2 separate regions of the Mus musculus genome follow, and region 2 is linked to region 1. A link is a loop called in an ENCODE intact Hi-C map of the cell type or tissue named here. Cell type or tissue: left cerebral cortex. All regions are shown on one strand.

Region 1 (8,000 bases):
GACACAGAGTGTTCCCGTGTCACTAGCACGAGGGTGACAACCCTGGGGTAGAGGACACACACCGCTCCTGCGTGTTTTGTAACTTTCTGCCTTAGGTACTCAGCCCTTGGGTATAACTGACCAAGTTGTGCGGCTGTCACTCAGGAAAGCAGACCTTGACACTCTCACCCCTCTGTGCTTGAATTTGGAATTTCGGGTCAGGTTCTCTATGGCCTTTCTGCTTCCACCCAGGTAGGAGTAGCAAGAAACACATTTCAATATATCGTTCTTAGATTCTTTTGCTTTGTTTTCTACTTTTCTTTTATTTTCCTTTCTTTTTCTTTTTTTTCTTTGACAAAGTCTCTGTCGGTATCCCAGCCTGGCCGTTACGTCATGGTCATCCTGCCTCAATGTCCCCTGTGCTGACATCATAGGCATGCGGACCCATACTCAACGTAATACGTTTTCATAATAGAAAAAATATATACTTTTTTTTTCTGAACAGTTCTTATTTTTGTTTTCTTCAGGAATTCTTCTCCCTGTGTTTACCTGAGGTCTCTCACTAAATTCACCTCTTTTAGCAAACAGGTTTTCTTTGTAAAGATAGTGTCTTCCTTAGAATCTCAGCATTGCAATGAAAGGAAGCCTGGCTTGGCCTGATGCCCCTGCTCTCCTCCTTCAGAGGCTTGGGTATTTCTTTAACCTCTGCAAACTTCCCTTTTCTCTTTAAGCAATCACCAACGGTGGCTGCTTGGGACTGTTTTGACCAGTGGCCATGAAAGATTTACATAGGCAAGCCAATGACGGTAGCTTTCACGCTTTTTTAGGAAATGTATTTACTTATTTACTGATGCACATACACTAGAGTTTGAACCTTGGACCTCATGCATAGCAAGCAATGATTTTGCCATTGAGTTACACAGAATTTTATCAAGGCTTTTCTTTTCAAATTTCACCTTGTGACAAGGCCTTGAACTTGCCTTGTAGCTCAGGAAAGCCCCGAACACGTGACCCTTCTCCCTTGCCTCCACCCTCCCTGCAAGCAGTGAGTTTACATGTTGAGTGTTGAAGTATGTTTTGCTATTCTTCTTCCTCCTTCATTACCTCTCGAGTTCTTTCCTATTGGTACTGGGCCTGGATCATGAGGATTGAGGCTATCCTGTTCAGCGTGAAGTGCTTAATGACGCCTTTACATTCTGCCATCTAGATGCCAACTGGACCACTCCCCGGTAGCTGTGACAATCCAATCCATCTTCAGAAACTGCCAAAGGTCCATTGTGTGGAAACCCATTCTGAATAATGGCATTCACTGCTCTACTTTTTTCTTTTGCACACCTGTGTGTGTGTGTACTTGTGTGCTCATAGTCAAGTAGACAGTGTCTTGAAGATTTGTTTCTCAAATTTCCTTTAATAACTATAACAAAATCCCAGCTTGTAGTCTCTCTCTTTGAATGCATGCTTGGAAACATCTCGGTATGGGTGTGTCCATGGATGCATGCCACGGCACTCAGGTGGAATTCAGATAACAGTGTCTGGTTTAGGATCTCAGCTTTTACCTTGCTTGAGATAGGACCTCTTGTGTACCACCACCTACACCCAGACAGCCGGAGCTCCAGCAATGAGGGTTCTCCTGTGTCACTGGAGAATACTGTAATCACAGACTTGTACTATCGTGTCTGTCTTTATGAGAGTTCTGGGAATTTTAACTCAGGTCCTCACAATTTATTCACAGAATTTATTCCACATTCCAAGAAAGGTGGATGGACATTGTGGGCTTTCTTACTCTCAGACAGTGCTACAGAGACACTAATAGCATGCCTCCCCTTCATCAAAAGGCACCGTCTTCCAAGCCGGCTCTCTTCGCACTACGAAGATGGCTCCGTTCATCTGCTCTCAATTTCCAACATTAGAAAGCAGATGATGGGGTAGAAAAGTCTTCAGGGTGATTTAAATAAGACTTTATAGGATCCAGATTGTTCCCCACCCATCAATGCATCCATCATCTACAAGTCATTTTAATCAGGAAGGAAATTGGACATGCCTCAAATTCGGCAGTCCAGGACCATATGGTGGACCTCTCAAGTGCTTCCCAATTCTAAAATCCTGAGCTTTTATGATTTCAGTATTTACATTTATTATAAAAACATTCCCGTCCATCCCATTCTTCCTTAGCACCTTCCTTTACCAAAGAATACCCCCCTCAAATATCTCCAGATTGACTTTGTACCCAGCAGAAATAAACAATGATTGATAATGATCAATAAGACAGGAAGTCTTAGTTGAATGTCAGCTATTTCTATTTGGATAGCATAGTTCTTTGCATCTGCTTCCACACATTTTGATTCCCTTGGACACCTCAAATCACTTTTTTTTCTTTTCTTTTTGCTTGTTTTTTGTTTGTTTGTTTGTCTGTCTGTTTTTGCTCTCTAGGATAGATCTCTCCCTGACCTTCCCTTGCCTTTCTTCCCCTCCCCCTTTCCTCCTTTCCCCTCACTCCTCTCTTCCCTTCTTCACGCCCTTTCTCTCATAAAGTCCAAGCCAGATTCATAAGCCTCCTCCTGCTATTTGCCCTCGTAACCTAAGGCAAGCAGTGGAGGCTCTGCCACCAAATTAAATGTGCTGCTGCAGATGTTGGAGCTTATGAGATTTAGGGCGATCATTTATCTTTTCTTCCCCCCTGGTGTAGTCACTGCTGCCCTCCAACTTTCTACCTTTCAAACCTCAGGGCCCAGAGGAGGAGCATCTGCTCTTCCTACCATGCTGAATAATTCATGCCATTCAGCCCCAGCCTGGCCACATCACTGGCTCTGGCCTTGAAGAATTTCCCAGGCATAGATTTAAAAGGAGTGAGATTTTTAAGCTTCTCGGTTGTGCAATTGTTTTTTTTGTTGTTTTTTTTTTCTTCCTCCAAAATTGGATTGAATTCAACCCAAAATGCTTCCTGGAAGTGGAATTAACTGAACAGATTATTTCTGTAGAGTTTGGAAATTGTGTTATTGTGCGTACCGGGGTATCTGGTGTGGTGGGATCAGCGGGGCTCTGGTGGGTAGAAAAGAGAAGAGAATCCTACCCACCCGAAGCTTGCTCATGAGGCATGAGAGATCTTATATCAAAGCGCCACTGAAAAGACTCTCCACTAGTCCCGTGGGACCACACTGAAAATGCTCACAAGCGGCTAAGCTTCCCTCTTAGGCTATCTTCCTGTTGCTGGGATACCATATTCTGACAAAAGCAACTTCAATGCAAATTAGGCTGTGCGCATGCTCATGTGTGCGGCCTTCCGCTGGAGTGTGGTAGACTTCCCAGGGGCCAAACCTACTGCACTGGAGGAGTAGGGTGCGGAAGTGGGTGGATCTGGAGGAGCTGGGAAAGAAGATGGATATAATCAAAACACATTGTAGGAAATTCCCCCAAAATTAATAAAAAGCAAGCAAGAAAGACAGTTTAAGGGAAAGAAAGTTTATTCTGGTTCCCAGCTCAAGGGATCTATTATGGCAAGGAAGTCAAGGTAGAAGGAGGTCGAGGCAGCTGGTCATATCCAATCCACCTTGAGGAAGCAGAAGTGGTGGATGTCTACTGTTGGTAAGTTCGATTTCCTGTTTTATGCAGTCCCAAGATTCCAGCCAGGGAATGGCTCCCACCCATTGTTAAAATGGGTCTTACCACAACAGTTAACATAATCAAGGCCATCCCCCACAGGACCATACAACACACAGAGGCCCATCTCCTAGCTGGTCTGGGATTCAAGTTGACAGCACGGACCGTCACAGCATCTCCAGATATCACTAGGTGCTGAGGATCAACAACGAAGACATTGTCTTTAGGGATGCTGCACAGTCCAGACTAGGGCTCTAGACACTGACTGCTATTCGCAGGCTTGTAAAATCATCCCCTGTAGAAAGGACAGATTTCCAGGGGCTGATGTAGGCCTTGTGTGTTCATGTACTCATGTACGCATGCGCTGAGCAGAGTTTATTCAGGTCCCTCCCTCTACTCCACTCTTGGATGTCATGGTCTGATAAGCCTGTTCTGCTCCCAGCCTCTAAAAACTACACTCCACAAGGAGGAGTAATTAAAATACAGTGGTGACCCTTGTCCTCTTACAACTGTGGTAAGTTCTGGGTGAATGTTACAAGCAGGCAATGATTTAGGCCCTTTACTTGAGATAATCACCTGCAATGTTCCCGACTTACTGGTACATGGTTAGTCTCTTCTTCCTCAAGCTAGGCAGGAGCCTGGATGTTTGAGATACTACAGAGACAGTTGGATTGAATTGTGCGTCAGCAGGTGCATACCCGGCTTCTCCGTACTGAGGATCAAGCTTGCACCCACCCTCGCCCCAACCGCTCACCTGGAATGAGTCACTCTGTGTTAAGAGCCTGGCAAAGGGAGGGAGGGAGGAGGGCTGGCCAAGCACATGAGCTAAGACTGGCTGCAAAGACCTGTTTTTGATGTTAAATTGGCTCCTTGACCTACATAATGCTGTGTTGGTATAAAGCTGATTCAGCTTCAAAAGTCCGCAGAGCTTAATTGGGAGCTTGCTGCTGCTTAATGTATTTTTTTCCTATTTGTGTCCTTTGCTTAGATTTTCTCATTTTACCTCTGGTTTAGCAACAGAGCCTCCTGAACAGCTGCCAGATGCAGCTCCCAGCTTTGGCCAGATTTCTCTCTATGGAGTGTGGATACCACAAATAGAGAAGCCAGAAACTGGGATTTCCTGTCCTTCCAAGAATATCTAGAAGTAGGATTTTTTATTTTTATTTTTTTGCCACCATGAAACATTGTAGACTTATTTATTCCTGGCTTTACTAAGTTTATAAATCACTTACTTGGTTAACCAGAGTTGAGTTTTCACAGAATAGAAAATGGAAAAATGGAAACGGAATGGTATACCTTCCGACCACAAGTGCCAATGGCACCTTGCTGATGAAAGGAAGCATCCAGAAAAGGCTGTAGGCACCTGGGTGTGATGACTATTTTAGAAGGTCCTTAGCAATCATATGAGGCTAGAAAAGATTTGTGATGCCAAGGCTGGATGGGATTTAAATGAATACCTCTGGCCACATCTGTAAGGCAACACCTAGATTCGATCAACTTAAGTAGGAAAACCCATCCTAAATGAGAGCTGCATCACCTTGAGCAGAGATACAAGACTAAATAAACAGGAAGAAATGAGCTGAGTGCAGGCACTCACATCTCTCTGGTTCCTGGATGTGGATACAATGTCTCCAGCTGTCTAACTGGTTCCTGAATGTGGATACAATGTCTCCAGCTGCCTTACTGGTTCCTGAATATGGATACAATGTCTCTAGCTGCCTCAAGTGCCAATCAGCCTGACTCACCGCCATGGATTGTACCCTTGAACTATGAGCAAAATAAACCTTCCTTCCTTTAGTTACATTTGTCAGATATTTTTTTCTCAGCAACAATTAACTAATGAAACCCCTTTCCTCTTAAATTTGTTTACCGGACTAAAACCCAGATCCACAAAGAGGGACACAATTTCCCTGTTATTTCATTCACTAAAGATTTCACTCCAAGTGGGTAAAAACATTGCCATCTGAGAGCCATTTTTATCTTTCCAGAAGTCACCTACATTCCCTCTGTCAGGTCTGTCCTCCATTCTTGTCCTGCCGCAATGAGACAAACAGGGGGAGTGGGCTAAATTCTTATGCATGATGCAATCAAATCGTCTACCTTCTGTGCTGTGCATCTGTCTATTATCAGTTCATTTTCATTGAGTCAAATGATCGATGGCTCAGCCGAAGGAGAAAAGTTCCCTACAAAGAGATGACAAAGATGGGCTTTCTTTCAGCCACTTATCAACGTCCAACATGGTTGAAACTACTCAAGTACAAGGATATCTCATGTCTGAGCTTCATAAATGATTTCACCCACCAGATTCGTTTTCCCTCTAACACTTTCTCTCCCAATGCTCTATTAGATGGTAATGTTTCATGTCTGTCTCATACCATTAGTATCAGAGCAGCTGATATAAGACATAACAATTAGGTTTGGGAGCCAGCAGCTCATCTGAAGACCAGTGTGACCTTCTTACCACATTGCTGCCTGGGACATGACTTGCAGTTTTGATACCTCTGATCATATCTTTGAATCTGTTACATCCATGAACTTGACAGCTGTGCTGTGATGGCCACCTGCATAACTCGTGCATGGAATCAAGTCAGCAGCAATAAAGCAAGGTGCAGGGAACAGCTCATGAAGTCCCACCCCTATCAGAGGAGCTATTTCTTGCGAGTCAATGGCTGCTGATGGAGGGTGAGTTAGGTATCTTCAGGGATATGAGCCCAGAGAATCTATGAATGCTCCGGGGGATGGTACTACATCCATGACCATAAGAGGCAGCACTAAGTGGGCTCAGCAGGTTTAAAAATAAATCCCATGAAGATAGGAGGGAAAACTGATGAGAGATAGAAGAGAGGTTGGGCAAGAAGATTTGATCAAAATACAAACACGACTGAGACTGTCAAAACTAAATTTTTAAAACGTGTCCTTAAATACTCATTGTGTATCTGGTAAGGAATTACTACAGACTACAGTTTTGATCATTAGAATTTTAAATACTAATACAAATTTCCCTAAAAGTTGCCATTGGTTTATTGAGGAGAAAAAAAAATTAAGTGGACAATTGAAACCCTATAAGATTACATATGTTTTGGGATTTTAAATCATTAAACTTTTATATTATTAAAAATGATCATAAGAAACATAAGCTTAAAAGTTCATTACATGTTAGCTGTTTCTCACATTACTCTTTCTCTTGTCCCCTCCCAGATGCACCCCCACGTCTGTCACCTCTTGACTTCTTGACTTCGTTTTTTGATGTTGTTGTTGTTTTTGTTGTCATTGTTGTTGTTGTTATAGCCCATTTGTGCTGCCCATACACTTGCGAGTATAGGATCATCCACAAAAGTGTGCTGTGCCTTATGAGGAGCCACACCCTTAAAGCAAACGGACTCTTTCTATCCACAGGCTGTCTGTCAACTGTCAGTAGCAACTCAGCTAGGAAGGAGGGTTGGTTAGCCCTTCCCAGCCCATGCTGGAATGTTGGCTGGCTTGATCTTATTTTTTTTTTTTTTTTTTTTTTCTTTCCATTTTTTATTAGGTATTTAGCTCATTTACATTTCCAATGCTATACCAAAAGTCCCCCCCATACCCACCCACCCCCACTCCCCTACCCGCCCACTCCCCCTTTTTGGCCCTGGCGTTCCCCTGTTCTGGGGCATATAAAGTTTGTGTGTCCAATGGGCCTCTCTTTCCAGTGATGGCCGACTAGGTCATCTTTTGATACATATGCAGCTAGAGTCAAGAGCTCCGGGGTACTGGTTAGTTCATAATGTTGATCCACCTATAGGGTTGCAGATCCCTTTAGCTCCTTGGGTACTTTCTCTAGCTCCTCCATTGGGAGCCCTGTGATCCGTCCATTAGCTGACTGTGGGCATCCACTTCTGTGTTTGCTAGGCCCCGGCATAGTCTCACAAGAGACAGCTACATCTGGGTCCTTTCGATAAAATCTTGCTAGTGTATGCAATGGTGTCAGCGTTTGGATGCTGATTATGGGGTGGATCCCTGGATAAGGCAGTCTCTACATGGTCCACCCTTTAATCTCAGCTCCAAACTTTGTCTCTGTAACTCCTTCCAAGGGTGTTTTGTTCCCACTTCTAAGGAGGGGCATAGTGTCTACACTTCAGTCTTCATTTTTCTTGAGTTTCATGTGTTTAGGAAATTGTATCTTATATCTTGGGTATCCTAGGTTTTGGGCTAATATCCACTTATCAGTGAGTACATATTGTGTGAGTTCCTTTGTGAATGTGTTACCTCACTCAGGATGATGCCCTCCAGGTCCATCCATTTGGCTAGGAATTTCATAAATTCATTCTTTTTAATAGCTGAGTAGTACTCCATTGTGTAGATGTACCACATTTTCTGTATCCATTCCTCTGTTGAGGGGCATCTGGGTTCTTTCCAGCTTCTGGCTATTATAAATAATGCTGCTATGA
Region 2 (8,000 bases), 550 kb before region 1:
GAGGCTGGATAAGCTCAGGGGTTAAGAGCACTTGTTTTTGCAGAGGTAGGCTCGATTCCCACCACTCATGCGGTGACTCGCAACCATCTGCAACTTCAGTTTTAGGGAATCTGATGCCCTCCTTTGAGCTTTTTGAGCACCAGGCATACATGTGGCACACAGATGCATATTTGAGGAAAACACTCATACACATAAAATAATGTAAATAAATCCTAAAAATCATATATATCAGGAGAATTATTAAAATGGTACAAACATTCCCCACATAGCATAGACTTGGTTTTCTGTGTCATCGACATTTAGATGAGAGTAGTGTATTGTTTGTGCAGACAGTTCTCCAGCACCGAGACGAATACCATGAAGTACCCTCCAGTCTTTATTCAGGGGTCTTCAGTTGTTGCCTGATGTGTGTTTTCAGTTCCTAGACCATGGGCCATTCAGCTGCATGTCACCTCTGGCTCCTCCTGGTTGGGGCAATGTCTCTAATTTTCCCTTTTTTGATGACCTTGACATTGTTGAGAATTACTGGTCAGGTATTTTGGGAATGTCCCTGAGAGGCGGGTGGCAGGGTGTCTCCTCAGGGCTGGAGTTATGAGTTTTTGTGAGATCCCAGAGGCAGAGGACTGCTCTCATTATGTGGTACTCTTGATGCTTGACATGATTAATGGCTGTCGAGCTGACCTTGGCCACCCGGCTGAGGTCGCGTGGGTCAGGGTTCCCCTCCCCCGCCCATGTTGGGTTTCTCTTTTCCTTCTCATTCTGTCCTTGTGAGAGGGAAGCCATTGTGAGCATCGCTCACGTAAAGAACAGGGCCTGTGCTTCAGCTGTTTGAGAACAAACATCTGCATTAACATCTGGGATCTGTTCTATCGTCCTTTATTTTTAAAGGGTTATTTACTTTATGTGTGTAAGTGTTTTTCCTGCATGAATGCATGTGCACCGTGTGTGTGTGTGTGTGTGTGTGTGTGTGTGTATTGGTAGCAGAACCCAGAAGAGGGTGCCCAGATACCTTGGAGTTAGAGTTATGAACAGTTGTAAGCCAGCGGGTACTAGGAATCGAACCCAGGTTTTCTGCAAGAACAGCCAGGGTGCTTAACCACTGAGCCATCTCTCTAGCCCACTTTCTCTAATTCTTTAGATAATCGTTTGCTTGCATTAGTCTTTATCTGCAGATATTTTTTTTTCTATTTCTAAAAGTAAGCTCTTATCTGTTTGACACGGGATTTCATTCTATGGCTCTATGGCCCAGGCTAGCCTCTACTCGCAGCCTCTACTCACAGCCTCCCAGGTACTAAACTCACAGTCACGAGTCAATCATGCCAAGGTGAGAGGCAGTCTTTGAGGGATGTTTTAGTTGGCTCCTGTGTATGTTTATCAATATGCTTGCCAGTTTACTAGTAGCATATAGGTATGCGTGTGTTTGTGTGCATTAGTGTGTGTGTGTACACATATGCACATGCACATCAATAAATATGTAAAACATTCCATGGCTATCTAGTCAAATTTTTAAACTACATTATCATATATCAGAGGCAAACGCCCTAGCACGGAGCCATAGCTCCAAGCCTTCTCGCCCACTGGGCACTGCAAAATGTTGCTCCCTAATCTTGGTCCAGTCTTAGAATCTCTTCTATCTTTCCAAACTGGCAAGGTGTGGCATATATATAATTCCAACAAGCTAAACATGAGTTACATGGTGAGTCTGAGGCCAACCTGGGACATGTGAGACCATGTCTTAAATAACTAAAAACCAAATCAAATCAAAGGCCATCCAGATATCTGGTAGAACATTATGTCCAGGTGTGTCTGTGAGTATGTTTCCAGAAGGGATTGGTCTTTGAATCATTGAAGAGAGACAGGAAGATACCTTCTTCCTTATCCAGTAATGACAGGCCCCATTCAATTTACTAAGAGCTCAGAGAAAACCAAACCAAATTAAACCAAACCATACCATGAGTGTTTTGTCTGTTCTTTTGAGCTTGGATATATTCTCCTGTTAGTAGACTTCAGAACCCTGTTTCTCTGGCTTTTGGACTCTAAGGCTTACACCAGCAACATCTCCGAGGTCCTTAGCTATCAGCCTTGGACCAAGAGTTGCAAGATTTGCTTCCAAGATTCTGGTGACTAAGCACTGGACTGTGTAGAGAAATTTTAATCCAGCAACATGGCTGTTCTGATCACATCCAAAGACCTAGGTCTGTGTGATCCTGTGGGGATGCAGACATACCCTTAGTGCACATCTTTTATCCCTCTGGTTGGAATCCTTTAGCACATACCTTTAATTCCAAACAATGACTTCTAATTGAGGGGCAGACAAAGAGAAAGATTTGACACGCTGAGCCAGAGATAGAATACGCCCATCACTCGGGAGAAAATCTATCTAAGAGCAGCACAGGGCGAGAGGATGCAGTCAGCGAGCTGGGGGTTGAGTCAGTTGGGAGTCAGTGCGGTGAGTGGTGAGCACAGCAGAGGGGCTGATGAGTTCCTCCTGAGTCCATGCAGTGCACTGCAGGTCAGCAGAGGCGGCTGAAGCCAGAGAAGGAGAAGGAGCCAGGGGATTAGAACAAATTGCCAGTTGTTTGAGGCAAAGCAGAGCAGTTCACTGAGAGAAGCCAGACCGAATCAGTCAGCTTGGAGAGGAGCTTTGCAAAATTCAAAACAGCTGAGTTGAACCAGCCAGCCAGGGTTCAGAAAGAACTAGAAAGGGTGAGCTTATTCAGCAGTAAATCTCTGAGACAGCAATTGCATCTGGAGATAAAAGTTACTTTTATAGGACTGAGCCATGCTTCTGGCTCTCTATCTTGTAGACTGCCTGTCGTAGATTATTCCATATACTGTCTATATATTAATCTATTTATCAATGTATCTATGTATGTATGTATGAATGTATGTATGTATGTATGTATGTATGTATGTATCTATCTATCTATCTATCTATCTATCTATCTATCTATCTATCTATCATCTATGCAATCATCTATGTATCTATCATAATATATCATCTATGTATGTATGTATATATGTATGTATGTATGTATCTATTATCTATGCAATCATCTATGTATCTATCATAGTATATCATCTATGTATGTATGTATGTATGTATGTATGCATGTATGTATGTATGTATGTATCTATCTATCATCTATCTATCTATCTATCATCTGTTCAGTGGTCTATCTATCATCTATCTGTTTATTATCTATCCAATTATCTATCTATCTATCTATCTATCTATCTATCTATCTATCTATCATCTATCTATAGTCATCATCTATCTATAATCTATAATCATCATTTATCTATAATCTATCAATCTACTATCTATCTATCATCTCTATATCTATGCATCTGTTTATTCAAGTATCTTATTCACCATAATCACCATGATCATTATCATTGATCTGTTCCCACAGAGGTTCTCACACATACTTCTATCCTTTAATAAGCTTCATTATTCATAGGGATTCCTAGATGTTTCCAGAAGTTTTGGAGAGGCTGACTTGACTGAGAGCAACTTGTCTGCAAAAGCATAACCTCCTACTCTGAGACCCGGGTTCCACTCAAGTGTCAGGATTTCGGAAGCAGGGCAGGGTTGCACTGAACCAAGTTTCTCTGGGTAATAGAGGCCTAGGGAAAAGCACCAGCTACCACATAGCAGGGCAAGTCGATTTGCATCAAAATCAGACCTTCCTAAAACTTTCCAGCCCTTCAGCTGCAGGAGCGAGTCTGAATTTTTACTGTCTAACTCAGAGCTAGTTCATTGCTAAATGGGTCCACTTGGACACATCCAGAGGAACACTGTGTGTAGAGGAGGCAGAGAGTGCTTTGTGCTCACATCTGTGCGGTGGCGAGTGATTCATCTGCCAGCCCCATGCTGGCCTCCTCCACATCCCCGGAAACCATTCATGAAGTTCTCAGAACAGCAGTACCTTAAAGGGCCTGCCTGTGTTTCTGTAGGACTGGTAAGTGGTTCTCCACTCAGAGGAGGCCTGAAGGGAACACTCGGGCACCCCTTTGAAAGGGGTCAGGACTGGGTGATTAACTGCTCACAGCCAATGTGGATGCCAGGGTGACAGTGGGATACAGGATGGGTCAGGTCCCTCTCCCTGCTGGTGGAAGGGAAATTGTTGTATTCTAGAATCCCTACACCATGAAATGTGAACACAGGCTGAGTGACCCTTGCTAAATTGAATGGTGCAACCGTGCCCTGACAACTCTGTGAAGAAGCAGCAACCTCCTGTTATTCTGAGAGAGGCTGCCCTGAGGATTAGGGAACATTTACATTCACAGCTGGCTCTAATTCCTCTGAAACAGACGATTTTCCAAAGAGCCTTTTGACTGTTTAAAACTGCTACCCGGCAAGACATTTGGGTAATTGGGCTATGTTGGTCTCCTGTCACCTTTATATATATTGATGGTCATGTAGCCTTAAAAGACCTTGTTCCCCTTTAATTGGGATTTCCATGTGGGAGGGGCCTATGTGAACCTTAAAGGGCCAGTGTGGAGAAAGAAGGATACCTTTGGTTCTCTCTTCCCCTGTTTTAGTGCGGGCATTTGGACTGTAAAGAAGAGAAACAGACTTGTGATGTATTTAGAAAAAAATAAAAGAGAGACACTAAATGGTGCCTTCTGGTAAAAATCAGGAAACTGAGAGTGGTATTTAATGGAGAGTTCCTACTGAAGAGTCCTGTCCAGAGAACACCGGCTGGAGGTGGCAAAGCCCCGGGAACTCCGGAAGTTATGCCGGAAGTTATGCAGTTTCCTCAGGCTCCCTCCGCTCCCTGCTCCTCCTCCTCATTCTTTCTCTCGTCCAGTTTTCAAGGTATTCTATGCACCTGCCACAGAACGCTGTTCCTGTGTTTGCAGTTTTTTTCCACCTCATTTTGAGTCACCACATGCTCTGACTGGTAATGTCTGGATGACAATTCCAGACTCCTGAGACAATCTGGTCTAGATTGACATTCACCGTCTTGGGAAGAGGAAGGTGGGTGGGCTCTTCTCAGAGAAAAGCAATGTTCTCTGGGAAGCAAAACTGTCTGTGGTAACAAAGGGAACTAACTGGGAGGGGAGGGTAGAGAGGGGAAAGACGATCAATGTACAATAAATATACTTGTATAAAAATGTCGGGTGCCATGTAGGTGCTGCCTACATGGACGGACTATGTTATTCCTAGAAATCATCGGTTTTTAAATAAAAGTTTTGTGCTAGCTGTGGAATACCCCCTTGTGAGTTGTTGGCCAGAGAGGTCCAAGAGGTTCCAAAACAATACAGGGTACTGCCATTGCTCTTGGCTGCTCGTCAGAACTAGATGGTAAAACCCTCTTGTTGAAGATCCCACACCCAGAGAAATCTGACCTTAACTCAGCTGCCTAGCATGCTGGTGTCTAAGGGTACTGTGTAGCCTGCTGGAGGAGATGATTTACTTAGCTGTGGACACTCATGGCTACAGCTGTGACCTCACTGGCAGGATACGCCCACTAGTACAATAATGGCATGGTTGTTTAGGGTGTATCCAACTACTTTCTGATTGGATATGAGGACCCGATATATAATTGTTTCTGTAAGCCCACTCAGACTCGATATGGTTCAGAGGCCACAGTGGGGAACCTGCTACTCTTGGTTTGCAAAAATGGACACACTATCAAACTGCCTTCTAAATGTTTATATCTGTACCCATAGATAGTCCTGCTTCCAGCCTTGGAAGAGATGCTTCCTTCTGCAGTGGGTGGAAGTCAATGCAGAGGTTTCTATTTGGCAAATGTGCCAAGAATAAGTGGCTGTTGAGTGCTCACCAGTGTCACCCGTTGAAGGTTCAGGGACCGGTGTAGGAGAGAGGACAGAAAGAAAGCAAGGGTCGGGGGATGGGAGCATTGCTGTAGAACACTGCCATCCAGACAGGACGTGGTCACTTAGGTCACGCACACTAGCAACGATGCATTTTTTATACAAGTTTTGCACAAGACTGGGCCTGTCAACATCCCATCATGGATAGCCGAGGGACCCAGGAGGCCTCTGCCCTCCCTGGGGAGCTCTTCACAGTTCCTGGTTGCTGGAGGAGGGGGTGACATTTTCTTCAGTGATGTAGCCACTGGTGAGTTGCCCACGCTCCGGCAAACAGTTCTATACTCATGCTCCCGCAGGCAACCCTAATTAAACTCAATGGATTTAAAAATAAATCAGAAAACAAAGAGTAAATAATGTAGCCTGACATCCTGGTTTACAGAGAATTAAAGCATGCTACTTGCAGAGTTTCACAATGCTAAGAAAAGAGAAGAAAATGTCAGGTTGGTGAGACGGGTCACTCAGTAGGTAAAGGTGTTGTCAAGCCTGAGTACCTAAATTTAATCCCCAGAACCCACGTGATAGACACAGAGACCTCCTGATAATTGTCTTATGGCTTCTACACAAATGCTGCAGAGTGTAAACATAGAGTCATACAATAAAGAAATAAGCAAATAAATAAACAGGCCGCATTATATAACAGTACTATGTACAATGAATACCACAATGAAAATTTTAAAAAGAAACATTTTAATCTAAAAAAAAAGCAAAACAAACAAATAAAACGACAAAAGCCATAGGGATTTGCTCTTTAAACATAGGGACCGTCACACCCATCTCCCTGTGCAGATGGGGAAACTGAGGCTTACCAGTCTTTTCTAGTTGAATGGAGATTGTTAAGAGGGAATGATTTTATTTTGCATGAAAACTAGTGATATTTTTCAAGTTACAGCCTCTTAAGAAGAAATAGAGTTATCATTCATTAACTGGAACATGTTGCTTAACCGAAATCTTTTTTACTATGTAATCTGGTCTAAAGGAAACACCCTCAAAATAAAAAAGGCGAGTAAGTGAGAGTGAAATTTTGGTACCAGAAGAGAGTGATTTCCTAAAACAATCCAGGACAGTTATGTAAAGTTCTTTGGATATTTTTGCATCTTAAAAAAATTGAATTCAAGAAATGAACAAGAAGGAAATAAAAAGCCACAGGAAAGTAAAAAATGCCCCAGTGGCCAGAGGTTCTGGGCGTCCTCAGATTTTCATGAGCAGCCTGGTCCTTAGCATGTAGAATAGGCATGGATGCCCTGAGCCACTGGCAGGGTTCAGAGTCAGGGGGTGGGGGGAAGGAGCTGTGCATTCCAGTGGTCTCAGACTGTTGGCATTATTGGATCTGAAGACCAGGGTTGAGACTGTCAAAACTAAAATCAGACAAAGTCTTCAAAAAATCATAACTATATACCTACTGTGTGTGTGGCCCTAGGTTTATTAATCAGGATCAGAAAAACAATCAAAAGCTTGTGGCACAGAGGCTCGGAGATGGCTCAGTTGGGAGAGGGCTTGCCTTGCAAGCCTAAGGGCATGGATTCGATCCCTAGAACTTACTAACAACAACCACAGGAAGTCCCCGAAGCTGGGTAGGGTAGTCTATATACTGGGGAGACTGAGATTCTGAGATCCCTGTGTCCAGTCAGTCTAGCCTATTTGGTGAGTTCCAGGCCAGTGAGAGACTGCCTCAGGACAGGTGAGATGGGATGTTGGCTTAGATAGAGTTGGAGCAGTTCCACCTGTGTGGGGAAGAGGTTGATGATGAAAGTAAAAAAGATCTTCCATTTGTTTTCCAGCAAAAGTATATTGGTAATGTTTATTAAAATGGCGGCAACACCTCTGAGCATGGTGCTATATGCCTATTGGGTGGCTGAGGCAGGAAGGTGGAGAGTTTGACGCTAGACTGGACTACATCAAAAGATCCGGTCTCAACAAAAACAAGTGCTGGGTTCAGCAACCCAAGTTAATTAATAATTAATCAACCAATATTTACTGCATGTATCCTGTGGTGGACAAACCCATCTAGAAAGATTGCCAGATACACCAGACCTTAGTCACTGAATTTGAGCACTGACTTTCTTGTTAGGAGTGATGGACTGCGGTTACAAGCCCAGTTCAGAAGACCAAGCCAGGAGGCCCAAGAGTTTTAAATCAGCCAGAGCTATAGATTC

The links. Peaks named below come from ENCODE experiments on the same cell type or tissue, not always from the same donor. Only the 100,000 strongest peaks of a DNase experiment are listed, where the experiment ranks them.
Region 2: a loop joins it to region 1, with 3 times the contacts of the local background. A loop is called at or near these places in 2 of 42 quality-filtered maps.

The regions. Positions count from the first base shown.
Region 1 is chr2:171,583,035-171,591,034 of GRCm38, reverse strand. No RefSeq gene overlaps it. Among named protein-coding and RNA genes, the nearest start is that of Gm35481, 53 kb to the left of the region's middle. In left cerebral cortex, a CTCF peak has its summit at 4,643; DNase peaks (open chromatin) are centred at 3,220, 3,975, 4,548 and 5,325.
Region 2 is chr2:172,136,144-172,144,143 of GRCm38, reverse strand. No RefSeq gene overlaps it. Among named protein-coding and RNA genes, the nearest start is that of Gm35719, 16 kb to the left of the region's middle. In left cerebral cortex, a CTCF peak has its summit at 3,978; DNase peaks (open chromatin) are centred at 4,460, 4,900, 6,100, 6,912 and 1 more place; H3K27ac peaks cover 886 bases.